Regions from separate parts of the Mus musculus genome. Here region 1 is linked to region 2. The links are chromatin loops, found by intact Hi-C in ENCODE. Cell type or tissue: heart. All regions are shown on one strand.

The links. Peaks named below come from ENCODE experiments on the same cell type or tissue, not always from the same donor. Only the 100,000 strongest peaks of a DNase experiment are listed, where the experiment ranks them.
Region 1: a loop joins it to region 2, with 11 times the contacts of the local background. A loop is called at or near these places in 28 of 42 quality-filtered maps.

Annotation. Positions count from the first base shown.
Region 1 is chr8:31,027,120-31,035,119 of GRCm38, forward strand. No RefSeq gene overlaps it. Among named protein-coding and RNA genes, the nearest start is that of Gm32841, 22 kb to the left of the region's middle. In heart, CTCF peaks have their summits at 4,677 (motif pointing left) and 4,888 (motif pointing right); DNase peaks (open chromatin) are centred at 4,842 and 6,392; H3K4me3 peaks cover 1,635 bases; H3K27ac peaks cover 1,023 bases.
Region 2 is chr8:30,836,883-30,844,882 of GRCm38, forward strand. No RefSeq gene overlaps it. Among named protein-coding and RNA genes, the nearest start is that of Gm32735, 75 kb to the right of the region's middle. In heart, a CTCF peak has its summit at 3,415 (motif pointing right); no DNase peak of the experiment used is centred here.

The DNA.
Region 1 (8,000 bases), 190 kb after region 2:
GCCATCAACACCAACTAGAAGCTGCCTGCACTCAACCACTTACCATAGGAAGACCAAGCTACTGCATGGAGAAACTCCTCCTGGTGTTGTCAAGAACAGTAACATCCAATCCACTGAGGAAGAAGGCTTCTCAAGATGTCAGGGCACTGGGATGAAGACACGACAATGTTTGGTCTTGCTAGAGAGCGTAGGTGGAGAGACAAAACTAAAGAGCCCACCACCTAAATCTAAATTCTTCTTCCATCATCTCCTAGCCTTGGAACCTTGGGTAAAAGTTCAATTTTGTGATCTGTAGAGTGGGAAAAATGAGGAGAAGAGGATCAAGCTAGGTAACTCAGGGCAGCATGATGTACGGAAGGCTTATTTAGAAGTTCTTCTGATGGGTTTGCAGCCCCACGGAGGGAGCAACAGTGTCAACAGACCAGACCCCCACCCCCACCCCACAGAGCTCCCAAGGGACTGAACCACCAACCAAAGAATATACACGGAGGGACCCATGGCGCTGGCCACATATGTGGCAGAGGATGGCCTTGTTGTATGTCAGTGGGAGGAAAGGCCCTTGAACCTGAGGGTGTTCAATACCCCAGTGTAGGGGAATGCCAGGGCGGGAAGGCAGGAGTGGGTGGGTAGGTGGGGGATCACCCTCATAGAGGCAGAGGGAGGGGGATGGGATAGGGGGCTCTGAAGGGGAGACCTGGAAAGGGGAAAACATTTGAAATGTAAAAAAAGAAAATATCCAATTTTAAAAAAGTTCTCCTGATGATGCCCAGTGTTTTGTCACAAGTCGTGCCCAGGTGGGTTCTACTAAAGAAAGTGCAGGTTTCTATCTCACTTCCACAGTTGGCATCACCTATCACATCTGTAAATGTTCCAGGAGGAAAGGCTCATAGAGTCTTTAAAACCACATAGTAATTCCCAGCTCACTGCATATTAATTACCATCTTACAGCATCAATCAGTCATACATCCGATGAAGGGGGTGGGGGGGCCCTGATGCTGAGATCAAGTGCTGAAATGCCCCTTCTGTGAATGATCCCTGACCACACCTTATCACCAAGCCTTCTGAGCATTAATGACAATTTCTAAATTACTCAACGTCTCTCCCAACTGCAGTTCCTCCTGCTGTGGGTACAGACAAAGAGGCAAGTAGACTCTCCTACCGGGGATACCTATTCTCAAACCCACTGGATAAAGTCTTCCGACATGACACGCCCTAGCATGGACCACTTTCAGGCTTATCACTTAATTGGCTGCAGTATCTTAAGAGATTTCCAAGCTCCTGGTCTCTGCGTTTATTCTTAGACTTTGAGAAGTTAGTCAGCTTTTCCATGTTGGCTCCATTGAAATATAACCCCACACACACACACACACACTCAAAAAAGAAAGTCATGTGGAGCCCAACAGAATTTCTTGCTAGAGGAATTAGGTGCAGCAAGATGGCTGGCAAGGTGATATCGCTTCATGAAAGCTGCAATTTCCCCGCAATTGATTTCCTAAAGATAACTCACTGTTTGTGTGCAGCGAAAGCTAATTTAACAAGAAAGATGAGTCTCTTCAGAACACCTTGATTGGCAATTGTGATAAATTCCTATAATTACTATTGACTCAGAGGGGGCCTCTCATTTGTTAGGATGCTGCAGAAAATGCAGGTCAGCCATGGCCGTGCAGAGGAAACAGGATACCGCGGCCTCTTCCATCCTTCACAAAAGAAATTTGTGGTGAGGGCTAATAGGGTTACAGATATTTTTGAATCTCAGAGAGACCTCCCCCACCTCCTTTTTGCAAATCCGTGCCTGACTAAAACTTCTCGAAGGAACCATAATTCGTGGAGCAGTCCTTGCTCTCCCAACAAAGATAAAGAATTGGGTCTGGAGTCAGAGAGGGTAACAAAACCTTGGTATTTATGTTTAAAATGGGTAATGTGAAGTAGCTGGCTGAGTCGATTAGAATAAACCCAACATATACCCTGCATCTACTCATAGGATTTATGGATAGTTAAAGCATAAGCAAAAGTCTACATGTGGCTTTAAGTCAAAGGCAAGTATACAAAATTACATGTGCAATATTGTAATCGTCAGCCTTCCACAAAATACTCTGATATGTAACTTAACCGTGAGAGAGGGGTTTGATCATGAAGTCCATGATGCAATGATTGCTTCAGAGCCTCAGGCAAGACAGCATCTAATCGCAGAAGCATGTGTCAAATCGTTCAGCTCGCAGGCAGAGCCTAACAAAAGAGACAGGGCTTCCAGCACTGTGATACCCCCAGCAGCAGTGCAGTCCCCCTCTCCTAAACTCTTCCCACCGGGCCCCACCTCTGACAGGTTCCACTGTCTCCCAAGAGCACCACAGTTGGGAGGTGGCTGTAACCCACGGGCACTTAGGAGACATGTTAGATGCGAACTCCACCAGATCTGATCCCCACCATATAAGAAAGTATGCATGAGAACAGGCGGCAAGGGTATCCTCAGCTGTTAACAGCCACAGTTCTAAGTCTGGGTAGTAGGGGAACTGAAATAGGAAAGAGAGAAGACACTTGACTCTTCAAACAGTCCAAGTTTGGGCTGGAGCAAAGGCTCAGCTGTTAAAGGTTAGGCTCTCAACTGAAAAACCTCCAAGCTCATAATAAGGGCTTACCCCTTGATGCCAATTTGGGTTCGTTTGTATGTGAGAGTTAAAAAACAGAGTAGCTCGGATATGGGTAAACACTACTGTCCTCTCTGACTCATTTCCTGCTTGTGGCTCTACTTTCTGTCCTCTCGCAACTCATTTTGTTTAATGTGTTAGATGTCAAGTATTAATACTTCTGATCAGATTTTATAATGAGGACATTAGCATCCCTAAGTGTTAGCTTGCCATTGTCATAGCACTAGTTCATTATTGTCTTAGCAATAGCTCGACTGCTGGGAAGAGACACCATGACCAAGACATCTCTTACAAAAGAAAACATTTAATTGGGGGCTTGCTTACAGTTTCAGAGGTTTAGTCCATTATCATGCTTGGCAGCAAGCACACACCAGAGTGTAGCAGGAACAGCAGGGCCCGCCTCTATGCAAACACTGGGGGCCAGCCACCCAGCCACAAAAACATCTCCTGCTGAAGAACCCAACTGAGGACTGCCTGAGAGAACAAGGATTGCTGGTGCAGACAATGCCAGTCAATCAGGAACTGCTGTTTAGCATAGATATTTTCTTGGGACCAATGGGGGTGTGGGTGGAGGGTATTAAAGGAGCTTGCAGTGCTCACTTATAAGTATGACAGTCCTCCTTGTTTCTCCCAGAGTTGTTGGGTAGACTGGGCGAGTTGATGACTATGGTGGTCTGAATAAGAATGGGCCCCATAAGCGCATATATTTGGAATGCTAATATATTTGGAAGAAATGTGAGTGTGGGGGGGAGGAGCAGTGCTCAGATGAGCTTGCTGCAGGTTTCTCACCTATTCCCAGAGTCTGTGTCGTTGACTCTGTGCCAACTCATCCCCAAACACCAAGGGCAGGTAGAGTTGGGTGGAGGGCTGTCCAGGGCACAGGCAACATGGAGCACTAACTGAGAGTTACATCCTGGTCCACAGGCAGAGAGAGAATTGACACTGGACATGGTGTGAGCTTTTGAAATCACAAAATCCACTCCCCACAACCTCCTCCCCCCTCCCCCCACACTCACATTTCTTCCAAATATATGAGCATTCAAATATATGCACTTATGGGGCCCATTCTTATTCAGACCACCACAGCCATCAACTTGCCCAGTCCACCCAACAACTCTGGGAGAAACAAGGAGGACTGTCATACTCATAAGTGAGGAAGCTGGCCAGGCCTTTGAGATGTGGGGTGGCTCTCGTGAGGTCTTGGAACATAGTAATTACTTAAATCCAAGTCCTTTATTTTCAAAAGCCAAGACTCTTCCTACAGTTCCATATTACTGTAACCTTTTACCAACTAGGAGAGGAGAGGGCATTTTTCCTGTATTAATTGTTTTCCTGGTATTTAAAATCTGCTACTGGGTATGGCAACGCAGGTTCGTATCTTAGCAAACAGGAAATAAGGGAAGGAGGATCATGAGTGTGAGGACCACCTGGGCCACACAGTGAACTTCAGAGTGGCCTAAAGGATGTAGTAAGACCTCAGAAACCAAAACAGAAAATAATAGAATAAACACTGCCTATCAAAATTCTCCTTCTTAAAGGCTTTGCTATTTCAATACACACATACACCACATCCACTCACCACACACACATACATAAATAAATACATACATATCCTCAACTACACAAACACACACATACACTCACACATAGTTGTTAGGAACATAATAGAAAATATAAGCAAACATATCACTTTGCATGCTGGATCAACAAATATGATTTAAGTGTGCTAAGAGTCTCCATAAAATCTTACTTAACTACACACGGTACTTACTACCCGTTTGAGTCACATAATGAATGTGTCTTTGTTTCTCTTGGCCAAGTTTCTTTCTTAGTTATTTGTTGGGAGTGGGGGAACAAGTAGGGGTGTGAGGGTTTTTGTTGTTTGGGGGGAGTGTTTTCTTATTTTGTTTGGGGAATTTTTTTGAGGTGATGATCAGAATTTGACTCAAACTGGCCATTCTGACATGTTCTCTGGTAGCAGGCTTGGAGACAAAGGCAGGCTGTGCAGCACAGAGCAGAGGCATCGTCTGCCACACCGCCACCTACTGTTTCACCAGAGTAACTACAGCTTCAGCGCAAGTAGGGAAATGAACAAGGGAACAGCGTGGGGGGCGGGGGCGGGGGGGTGAGGAGGCTGGCACAGGTCTTCCTCTGCGATAGAGGACACCAAGCTCAGGTCCTTCCGGGGCCAGCAGGAGGCGCAAAAAGGCCAAGCTAAGAAGGACAAGAAGCCTGAACGGGTGGAAAGGGCAGGACAAGCTGATGCAGGATTCTGGTTTGGGTCCTCCGGGCTACTCACTCCTTTTACATCTATAGAAAAAGGTGTTCCCTGCAGAGCTGGGTGGAAGGAACCCAAACAGAGGCTTCCGGGTGTGAGGGAAGTTGACACTACATCTCAGCTGCAAAGGCAGAGCCTGCACCCTCCCCCCCCCCCCCCGGAAGACCTCAGACCTACACAGTAGTTGCGGGACCTGACTCTCATCCACTGGCATGCATGGTGTACTGTAGCCGACGGCCACTGCATTGAACTGCTGCAAGTGAGCCAGCCTGAGCCCTCAGGATGCTAACCGTAGGCCACCGACCACCACTGTCCAAACCCTCTGTTTTAAATTTGCAATTACGCCAAGGACGCTATCAAAAGGCTGTGCCATCCCAATCGCTTCTCGGTGCACACAGACAACACTCCAGAATCTCTCGAGCAAGCAAAACAGAAACCCTACTCTGTAAACAGCTTCCCACTCACTCCCTGTTCCCCTAAGCCCTGCTGGTCACCATTCTGCTCTCTGTTTTCTATGAATTTGACTACTCGGGAGACCCCCCCATAAGTGGAATCACGCACAATTTGCATAATGAGAAAATAAGACATTTCAAATATATGAAGGTTGCTTTGAATCAGCTTTTTCTAGAACACTCCGAGGAGTACAATTCCCATCTCGCCAAAACGGCTGGCTGTGGGAAGAACTCAATGTCTTTATTTCACCAAATTTTCTATCAGGATGAAGACCAGTTAAGAAAATTAAGATCCAAAGGCTACTCTCACAGACCTCAGAATTCAAGGATTTATATGCTCTGTGCCAATCTAAGAACATGGTTAAAAAAAATTTTTTTTACCAAATATTGATCATCTACTAAGTCATTTTTCTTTCTTTCTTCCCCCCCCCCCCCCCCCGAGACAGGCTTTCTCTGTATAGCCCTGGATGTCCTGGAACTCACTTTGTACACCAGGCGGGCCTCCAACCCAGAAATCAGACTGCCTCTGGCTCCCAAGTGCTGGGATTAAAGGCGTGCGCCACCACTGCCCGGCTAATAAGTCATTTTCAACAGATATGAAAGAACAGAGACAATAAAATACAAAAAATAATAACTTCATCTAAAAACATAATAACTTCATCTTTAAAAAAAAAAAAAAACAGTGCAGATACGGCCAACATAACAAATATTTCCAGAGCGTCTCTCGCCAAGATTTACTACGAATCTTCATCTGTAAATACAATTAAAAGATTTATTTCACTGCAGGCAAGAACTCAGCAAATCCCTGCTTCGGTTTTCCGAAAAAGCCACTCAGGCACTTTCGACAGTGCTGCGGTCTTTGCCGGTACTAGAGGCACATTGGAAATGTAAACTGATTGTAATTGCAATAAGAATAGCCTTTCTCTCCTTAATGAAATTCTGAAAAGCAACAGACTCCTGTAATACAAACAAGCTTGTCTGCCTTGGCATTCACCACGCAGACGCAGCCAACCGTGGCTGAGCAGGATTCCGGTGCTCACAGCGCCACCTGCTGTACAAAAGTGGAATCGCATCCCTCTGAGGCAAAGGATTTAAAAAAGAAAAATCAATTGCCTTGACAAATCGGTGCTGCCCTGTTTGGATAAATAGATCTATTATCCTAAAAGCGCTGTGCATTGTTATAGTAGGTTCCTCTTATAGCTAGCTAAATTCACTGTTTGTTTCACTAAACTTACCTTGTTACTAACAATTTCTCTCTCTTATCCACTTACGTGGTATATTAGTTACTTTTTTCCTTGATTTGTCAAAATATATGATAAAAGCAACTTAAGGAAGGAAGGGTTTGTTCGGCTCACTGTTTGTCTTTGTTAGGGTTACTATGGCTGTAGTGAAACACTATGACCAAAAGCAAGGTGGGGAGGGAAGGGTCTATTTGGCTTACACTCCCACATCCTAGTCCATCATTGGGGGAAGTCAGGACAGGAACCTGGACACAGGAGCTGATACAGAGGCCTACGAACTTTCCACGACACCTCCATCCCTTCAGAACCAGTACCACCATACCTCCTAGGCGACTCTTACACGCTACCAAGTTCAGTGGCCTGCGCAAGGTTCGGCCTTTACAACAACCGCTGGAACACAGTTCCTGTCTGCTGACTGCAAGGAACCACTTCCCAGGAGACTTCACCACAGTGAACCTGGTCTCTTCTTAATTACTGCTCATTTCCTAGCTCCACCTGACCAGCATCTATTGTCCCAGTAAAGCAAAGGTTTCACTCCGACGAAGCTGGTTTCTTGTTCACCACAGCTGACCAGAATGATAGACTCTTAATTCAAAAATAACAAATGGCCCCATAGACTAAACTTTCCAAGTCAGGCCTCTGTCTTCTGCCTTGCTCTCAGTCTTCTTATCTTCAAAGCTCTGACAAAACCAATCCACTGACCCTCAACACGCAACGATTTTTCTCACCCAGAGTTCCAAGGTCCTCCCACAATCTTCCCAAAAACATGCTCAGGTCTGTCACAGCAAAACCGTGCTATGCTGGTACCGATTTCTGTCTTATTTAGGGTTCCTATTGCTGTGATAGAACACCACGACCAAAAGCAACTTGGGAAGGAAAGGGTTTATTCAGCTTACATGTCCACACCATAGTCCATCTCTGAAGAGAGTCAGGACAGGAACACAAGCAGGAACCTAGGGGCAGGAGCAGATGCTGAGGCCACAGAGGAGTGTTGCCACTGGCTGACTCCGCAGGTTTGGTCAGCCTGTTTTCTTATAGAACACAGGACCACATCCAAGGGGTAGCCCCACCCACAATAAGCTGAGCCTCCCAAATCAATCACTAGCGATTCGTCACTAGTAAAAGTAATGTCCACAGGCTTGCCTACAACCTGATCTTATAGAGGCATTTTCCCTACTGATGCTCCCTCCTCTCTGATGACTCTGGTTACCATCAATTTGACATAAAGCTAGCCAGTACACAGTTTGAAAATGGATACAAGCCGGGCAGCGGTGGTGCACGCCTTTAATCCCAGCACTTGGGAGGCAGAGGCAGGTGGATTTGAGTTCGAGGCCAGCCTGGTCTACAGAGTGAGTTCCAGGGCAGCCAGGGCTACACAGAGAAA
Region 2 (8,000 bases):
TGTTTGGTGCATTTGGTGTTTTGATTATTATGTGATGGAAGGAATTTCTTTTCTGGCCCAGTCTATTTGGAGTTCTACAGGCTTCTTATGTGTTCACGGGCATCTCTTTCTTTAGGTTAGGGAAGCTTTCTTCTATAATTTTGTTGAAGATATTTACTGGCCCTTTAAGTTGGGAATCTTCACTCTCTTCTATACCTATTATCCTTAGGTTTGGTCTTCTCATTGTGTTCTAGATTTCCTGGATGTTTTGGGTTAGAATCTTTTTGCGTTTTGTATTTTCTTTGACTTCTGTGTCAACATTTTCTATGATATCTTCTGCACCTGAGATTCTCTCTTCTATCTCTTGTATTCTGTTGGTGATGCTTGCATCTATGACTCCTGATCTTTTTCCTAGGTTTTCTTACTCCAGGGTTGTCTCCCTTTGTGATTTCTTTAATGTTTCTATTTCCATTTTTATATCTTGGATGGTTTTGTTCATTTCCGTCGCCTGTTTGATTGTGTTTTCCTGTAATTCTTTAAGGGATTTTTGTGTTTCCTCTTTAAGGGCTTCTACCTGTTTACCTGTGTTCTCCAGTATTTCTTTAAGGGAGTTATTGTGTTCTTCTTAAAGTCCTCTATCATAGTAGTGAGAAGTGGTTTTAGATCAGAATCTTGTTTTCCAGTGTGATGGTGTATCCAGGACTTGATATGGTAGAAGAATTGGGTTCTGATGATGCCAAGTAAGCTTGGTTTCTGCTGCTTATGTTCTTCCCCTTGCCTCCCGCCATCTGGTTATCTATAGTGCTAACTACCCTTGCTATATCTGACTGGAGCCTGTCCTTTCCATAGTCCTGGTTGTGTCAGAACTCCTCAGAGTCCAGCAGTCTTTATGATCCTTTGATTCTGGGATCCTGGGATACCTGGATTCTGGGTGTGTTAGAGCTCCTGGGAGTGGAGCGTCCTCTGTGTGTTGTGGGACTTGCTGCAGAGTTCGTGCTCAAGGTCTGGACAGGGCTCCAGTCCAGACCAGAAGGAACCTGTGCCACTGGTCAGGCGGGGTTCCAGCATCCCTGGATTCCACTGGTCCCAGTTATTCCAGGTGGTGTTGGGACAGATGTTGTCTCCTCCTCACCTCTGATCCTATGATCCTGGGTGTGTTAGAGTAGCTGGGAGTGGAGCTTCCTCTGGGTGTTGTGAGTTCGTGCCCAAGGTGTACTCAGGGCTCTGGTCCAGACCGGAATGCCACTTTAAACTTTTAAAAAACATTTTTTTTTTTTGGCATGGAAAATGGTTTCATTCCTTACCTTTTATCTTGAAACTGCACTCCCTTAGCAATCTGTTCTTTCAAACGATGACGAGGCATCACCACTTTTGACAGGTGCTAATTTATGCCGCCAAGTCTCTGTTGCTGAACACTTAATTTGGTTCCAATTTTTTGGTAGGATGAGCCGGGCTGTGTCGAATGGCCTTGGAACACTTATCTTTGTGCATACAACATTATTTCTTTGTAGCAAAAGCCTAGAATGAGAATTACTGTATTGACAAAAAAAAAATGTACAATAAATGGCGTTTCATTCAGATTGCCAAATTGCTCTCTAGAAGATTACATAATTTACTTAAAGCAGCTGTGGAAAGAGTTGCGGCTGTGTTGGGCTGGCCCTTTTCTTTCAAAATCTAAGAAGCCTTTCTCCTTAATAACGTTGTCTATTATAAATGTTGTTTTTTAATTAAAAGATTACTTAAGCAACTTTAAACACTACAAAAAATGTGCTGAGTTTTTATTGGAGATGAAGAATTATAAACATAATTTGGATGGGAACCCTTCGGAGCATTTAAAGTTAGGGTTTTCCTTAATTGCCCTTGAGTTTCACCTCTGTTTCTGGCTGGCTACTTTTACCAGAGAGTTTGGGGAGCGGTAACTTCATTTTGTATGTAAGGATATTCCCTAGAAAAGCTGTAGTGTTCAGGAAGAATGTCTCTGGAACACTCCATTGTGACACGTTGAAATCTTGGTTTATCGCTCAGCATATTTATAAGCACAAGGCTGTCATTGCTAGTTTTTGTCAACTTGACACATGCCTAAGACATACTTTGGAGGAGAGGCTCTCAACTGAGGAATTGCCTCCACCCGATTAGCCTATAGGCAAGTCTTTGGGGCATTGTCTCCTTCGCTAACTGATGTGAGAGGGCCCAACCCACTGTGTGCCTTACCAACTCAGTGAGGCCTAGGCAGTTTTAAAAGATAGCTGAATATCTATGGAAACAAGCCAATAAGCAGATTTCCTCTACTATCCATGTTCCAGTTCCAGCCTTGTCTCCCCTCCATGATGGGCTGTAAAACGGAAGATGGCATAAGCCTTTTCTTCCCCAAGAAAGGTCACCGTGATAAGTCACAGCCACAGAATGCAAACAAGCAGCCTCTCCTTCCAGTTCGAATTGAACGTGGGGAACTCGTAGCTCAGATTTCTAATCAGACGACCAAATGGAAGATTGCTCATATGACCTGGTTAAGGAAAGGTATCCGGGTAAGAAAGTAGAGATTCTAGTCCCATGAAACAAAGCGGAAGAGCCTTGGAAATGCACAATAACTGAATTGCTTTAAAATGTTCAGCCAAAGATGAACGACACAATGGAGAGAAGTAAAGTCACAGGGACATAGCTGCATCCAGCCTGCAGCTCCAAGGGGAAGGATATCGGAGCCTCATCCAAATGCTGAGCAGAGAGAGACCCTGGTGAAATGACAGGTAGCTCCCACAGCTTCAAAGTCGATGGCAGGTTTGAGATGATTCCTGAAGCCACAGAGAGGAGACCCGTTTTGTCACTGTCTCACTAAGAGGTGGCTGAGCACCATCTTGACAGTCTATTGTTTAAACTGAGCTACTATTGTAGGAGGCTGAGAACAAAGACACCTAAGTCATTTGCTACAACTCCAGGATGAGAAACAGCCCTGGCTGGTGGCTGTGGAAACCGGAAGGACTGAGGCCGAAAGCTGAAAAGCTCAGGGGGTAGGAGGCTCAACTCAGACAGAAAATGAACATGAAAAGATGGCTTCCTAGCCGACCTCAGCAACTGAGCAAAACCTTGACATCTGATAGCCCAAATTCTCAGGTCAGAGAGTAAATCAACCCCGAAACCACCAATCAGCATTAAACTACTGAAGGTTCTAGAAGTTCTGAGGCTCCAGTGGATCTGTAGATCAGTGTGCTCTAGCAGGAAGATAAATACCTAGCCAGGGTAGGGGTCCGGAGTGAGGCGATTGCAAAGAGAGGCCCTTCTCCTATACAGACCTCCTTGCCTCGCTGCTTCCTCCCGTGCACAACACTGTGCAACTCTCAAGGTAGATCAATAGCCACCCCAGAGGATGCAATCAGAGGGTGGGGACTGCAGAAGAGTGTGAGAACACGCCCAGTCCACAAGCTGCAAAGCAAAATGTGACCAGCAGGGGGCGATAGTACACAGAGAAGGGACGCTCCTGGTGTGAAGAAGACTCTGGCAACCATAGGAAAAGCCTCTTAGGCTGCCCCTGCCCGCACCCTGTGCTATAACCAGCAGTTTCAAAGGAAGAACCTTGGAAGAAGCTATTCAGCATTTCACCCTTTGCTCCTTTTCCTATTATTTTTTTTAATTTCTTGTTTTAAGCCCCCTCGTCGTGCTTTCTCTTGTGTTACTCTGTATTACATTTGGAATGTTTCCTCTTTACTATGTTAAATGTATTTATTACAAAAATATATTTAAAAAATACTATTTTATAATTTCTTTTTTTTAGTTTCCTTTATACACTCATCTTATTTCAACTATGCTGCCTAACTTCGGAGCAAACTTTCTGGTTTTGCTTGTTGTCTTTTCTGACCCTTTATAGTATACATTGCTATAATTTGACATTATCATTCTGGCTCTACATTTCTTTTGGTGCCCTTAAACTTCTGTTTGTTTGTTTGTTTGTTTGCTGTTTTGTAAATTTACTGAGTTTTGGGTTTGGATCTTTCTCATTATGAGAAAATCTTTCTTTGTCCCCACTGTCTTATCCTATTTAATAACCAGTCTCTTCCATGATAGTTCACTGTTCTTTCTGTCTTGAGTTTAACCTCTTTTCTTGCCTAGAGCCCCCCTGATGTGCCTCCTTCTCCTACCTTGTTTGTTTACTAGTTCTGCATCCCCCGAATAATTTTGCTTCAGAACACACTCTACATCATTAGTTTTAGCATTTTCTAGTTGGTGGTAATTAGGGACATATTAGTGCGTTTTAGCTAATTGTACTTTATTTCTCTCTCTTTGGGCGACTTGATGCATTTGCTGGCACCGAAGTTTGTTTTCTCCCTCATGGGTGATCCGAGGGACTAAGGCCTTGAGATTTGTCTGCTCAAGAATATTCTAAAATAAAACCAGAAGAGATATGCAGACTACCAAATAGGTACATTTCAACACGAAACATAAGAAACGTGTAAACAAGGCAAAATGACTCCTCAGGACTATATACTGCAATGGCCGCACTAGATTATATTGAAATAGCCTAAAACTGGAGATTATACTTTTCCTAGCCACTAGCCATGGTGGCTCACATCTCTAATGCCAGCATTATGAAGGTAGAGGGAAAATGGCAGCCGTGAACTCTACTCCAGCTTGGGATACAGAGCCAAGCCTTGACTCAAAACAAAAGCGTGAGAGTACAAAGGGCCTCAAAAGAGATTTAACACATGATCAAAGAGAACACAAACTGCCCCATGAACTAGCCCAGGACCTGGGAAGAAAAGTCAGCAAAATTAATTTTAAAACAATCAGCAAAATGAATTAAAAAAAAAACAGCAAAATGAATGAAAACGTTAAATTAATGGGATGAGAATTCAAGAAGGAAATTCAGATTTGGCAACTGTGTGTGCGAGTGTGAGTGTGTGTGTGTGTGTGTGTGTGTGTGTGTGTGTGTGTGTGTGTGTGTGTGTGTGTGTGTCTTTTGTATCATGGGATCCTCCTATCTGGGAACAGTGGGACCCTCTACTCTCCTATTCTCCAGACAGGACCGGTGAGAGGCTGGGATGACCAAACCTGGGTGCTACTCTTCCATTGGTGGCCTTACCCAGCCCCCTCACCCCCCTCCCTCCCCAAACACTTTTCAATGATCCATCCCAGTAATAAGATCCCTCATTCTTACTTGGCTTTTTTTTTTCTTTTTCACACCTTGCCTCCTCCACCTTCTCCGGAAATGGATTTGAGACGTTTCCAGTAAAAGTGACACAGGTGCTTCTTCACCCACAATTCTCCCTGAGCACTGGGCACACCCACTGACTCCTGACTCCCCTACCCTGTGCTGTCCCCTTTCAGCAAGAAGCAGTGAGACATGGACCAGCCTCCACACACCCAAGGATGTCAGGATGTTATACTGGGCTTGCCCCACCTCCCCGCAAGGTCCGTTCCTCAGTCTCTCTCTAACCGTGCCCACACAGAAGGTGAACAAAGAAGAAAAAAGCACCAAAGGCCCAGCTCTGCATTTCTGATGGCTGTTGCAACCTTCCTGGAAGTTGCCTGTCTTCCAAATTCCTACCTAGGTAACTATAGTTGGACAAAAGCCCAGCTTGTGGCAGACACATCATTTCCCTTTGCCTACAATCCATAAAAAACTTCCTTGCCATAGCCTGCATGAATTCTTCTGTCTCATCTCCTGAGATTGTGTGTGCGTATACATACAGATAGGTAGATAGATAGATAGATAGATAGATAGATAGATAGATAGATAGATAGATAGATAGATAGATAGATAGATAGATAGATGTGTGTGTGTGTGTGTGTGAGGAATGAGGAGCAAGGTCAATGAAATACTTCATCCAAACATCAGAATGGAAAAAAAATAGTTGGAGCAACATCCAAAAACTCTGAAATATGTTCACTAAACAATAAATAAAAATAAAGAGAATAGAAGGAGCTGAGACACAAGTTTATACATATATAGTTATAACAAAGGAGAGAAGAGAACATGGAACACAAGAAGCTTTGGGACTCCTATACAGATGTGATGAGAGAATAACTTCTCCATAACGTGTTATCATCAAGGTGACAAATGTACAAAACAACATGAAAGGACCTAAGTACAGAGCACTGACTCCCCACCAAGGACAAACTCATCAGAATGTCATGAGCCCTTGTGAGCAAACCTAAAAGGAGAGAAGCATAGGATGACAGACTTCAAGCAACTAAAGTAGATAGCTATCAAGCCAAGATTGCTATGTCCAGGATAGCTATCTCTTGATAGAGATAGTGACGGAGAAATGAAGACATTTCAAGACAAGCATGAAGTAGGGCAGTCTGTGACTTCTAAGTAAGTACTGTAGGAGATCATTAAAGATTGCAACAGACAGAAGAGGAATAAAGACAGTTTCTATCGCAAGAGAACAAAACAGAATGGATTTCATGCGAAAAATAAAAAAGAAAAGATATGGGGAGGAATCAATAATAGTTAGCAAAAAAGAAAGAAAAAAAAAGTAAACCCATAACACTAATGAAAGAGAATGAAATGCACAAACAATAATCTATCAAACCAGGAAATAATCAACAAAATTACAGAAATTAGTAAGTAGCCCCCAATAATAACTTCAAAGGTGAATAACTCAATTCATGAACAAGAAGACTCAAATGTTTAAACTTAGGGGTGGCTTTTACTTTTCTATCATATATTACACCCCTCCTCTCTGCCAGTCTCTCCTCCCACCTCACCTCTCCCCCAGAAACACCTCCTTGCCTAAATGCCATCCAATTATGTATCTTAAAAGGATTCATACTTCACCAGCAAAGACATCATCAACAGTCAATGGATAATAGTTACTGTTTAGCAAATGGAAGCCAAGAATAGTTCAGTGTACCTAATTTTAATATCTGAAAAACTAGACTTCAAACAAAAAATAATTAGAAGAAAATGAAGAAGGCCACTACATATAAGTATAGGAGATCGTTCATCAAGAAGATGTAATGATTATAAATGTATAATGCTAAATATTGAAGTTCCCAAATTTGTAAAACAAAGCCTGACAGAAATACCCATCTTTACTAACCCATTCTCACCTTCAGATAGGTCAGCCAAGTTAGCAGTCAGTAAAGAAATTGCAGAGCTAAACTATTCTGTAGATCAAATGAGTTTAACAAATATATACAGAATCTCTCTCCCAACAAATACAGAATTCACATTCTTCTCAGCAACACACGGAATCTTCTCTAAAAATAGGCCACACTTCTATCCACAAAATAAGTCTTAACAAAAATAAAAGGTTAAAATAATCTTTAGGATCTTGCCAGCTTATAATGAAATAAAACTAGATATAAATACTAAGAATAGCTACAGAAATTGCATATAGATATGTTACAGGGAGATTTTAAAATGTAATCTTGAATGATCAGCATACCACTGAAGAAATCAGGGAGGGAATTTTATTTTTTTTCCTAAAATAAAATGAAAATAAAAGTAGTTTATCAGAATATTAGGAAATAGCTAAAACAGTAATAAAGAAAATTTATACACATATATACTAAAGTTTTGTGTATATTTATATATTCCTTAAAAATCATAGAGCTCAATAAATAACCTAATGATACAACCTAAGGGTTTTTTAAAATTAGGTATTTTCTTCATTTACATTTCCAATGCTATCTCAAAAGTCCCCCATACCCTCCACCCCACTCCCCTACCCACCCACTCCCACTTCTTGGCCCTGGCAGTCCCCTGTACTGAGGCATATAAAGTTTTCAAGACTAATGGGCCTCTCTTTCCAGTGATGGCCGACTAGGCCATCTTCTGATGGATATGCAGCTGGAGACACGAGCTCTGGGGGGTACTGGACACTGTTAGTTCATAGTGTTGTTCCACCTACAGGGTTGCAGATCCCTTTAGCTCCTTGGGTAATTTCTCTAGCTCCTCCATTGGGGGCCCTGTGATCCATCCAATAGCTGACTGTGATCATCCACTTGTGTGTTTGCTAGGCCCCAGCATAGTCTCACAAGAGACAGCTATATCAGGGTCTTTTCAGCAAAATCTTGCTAGT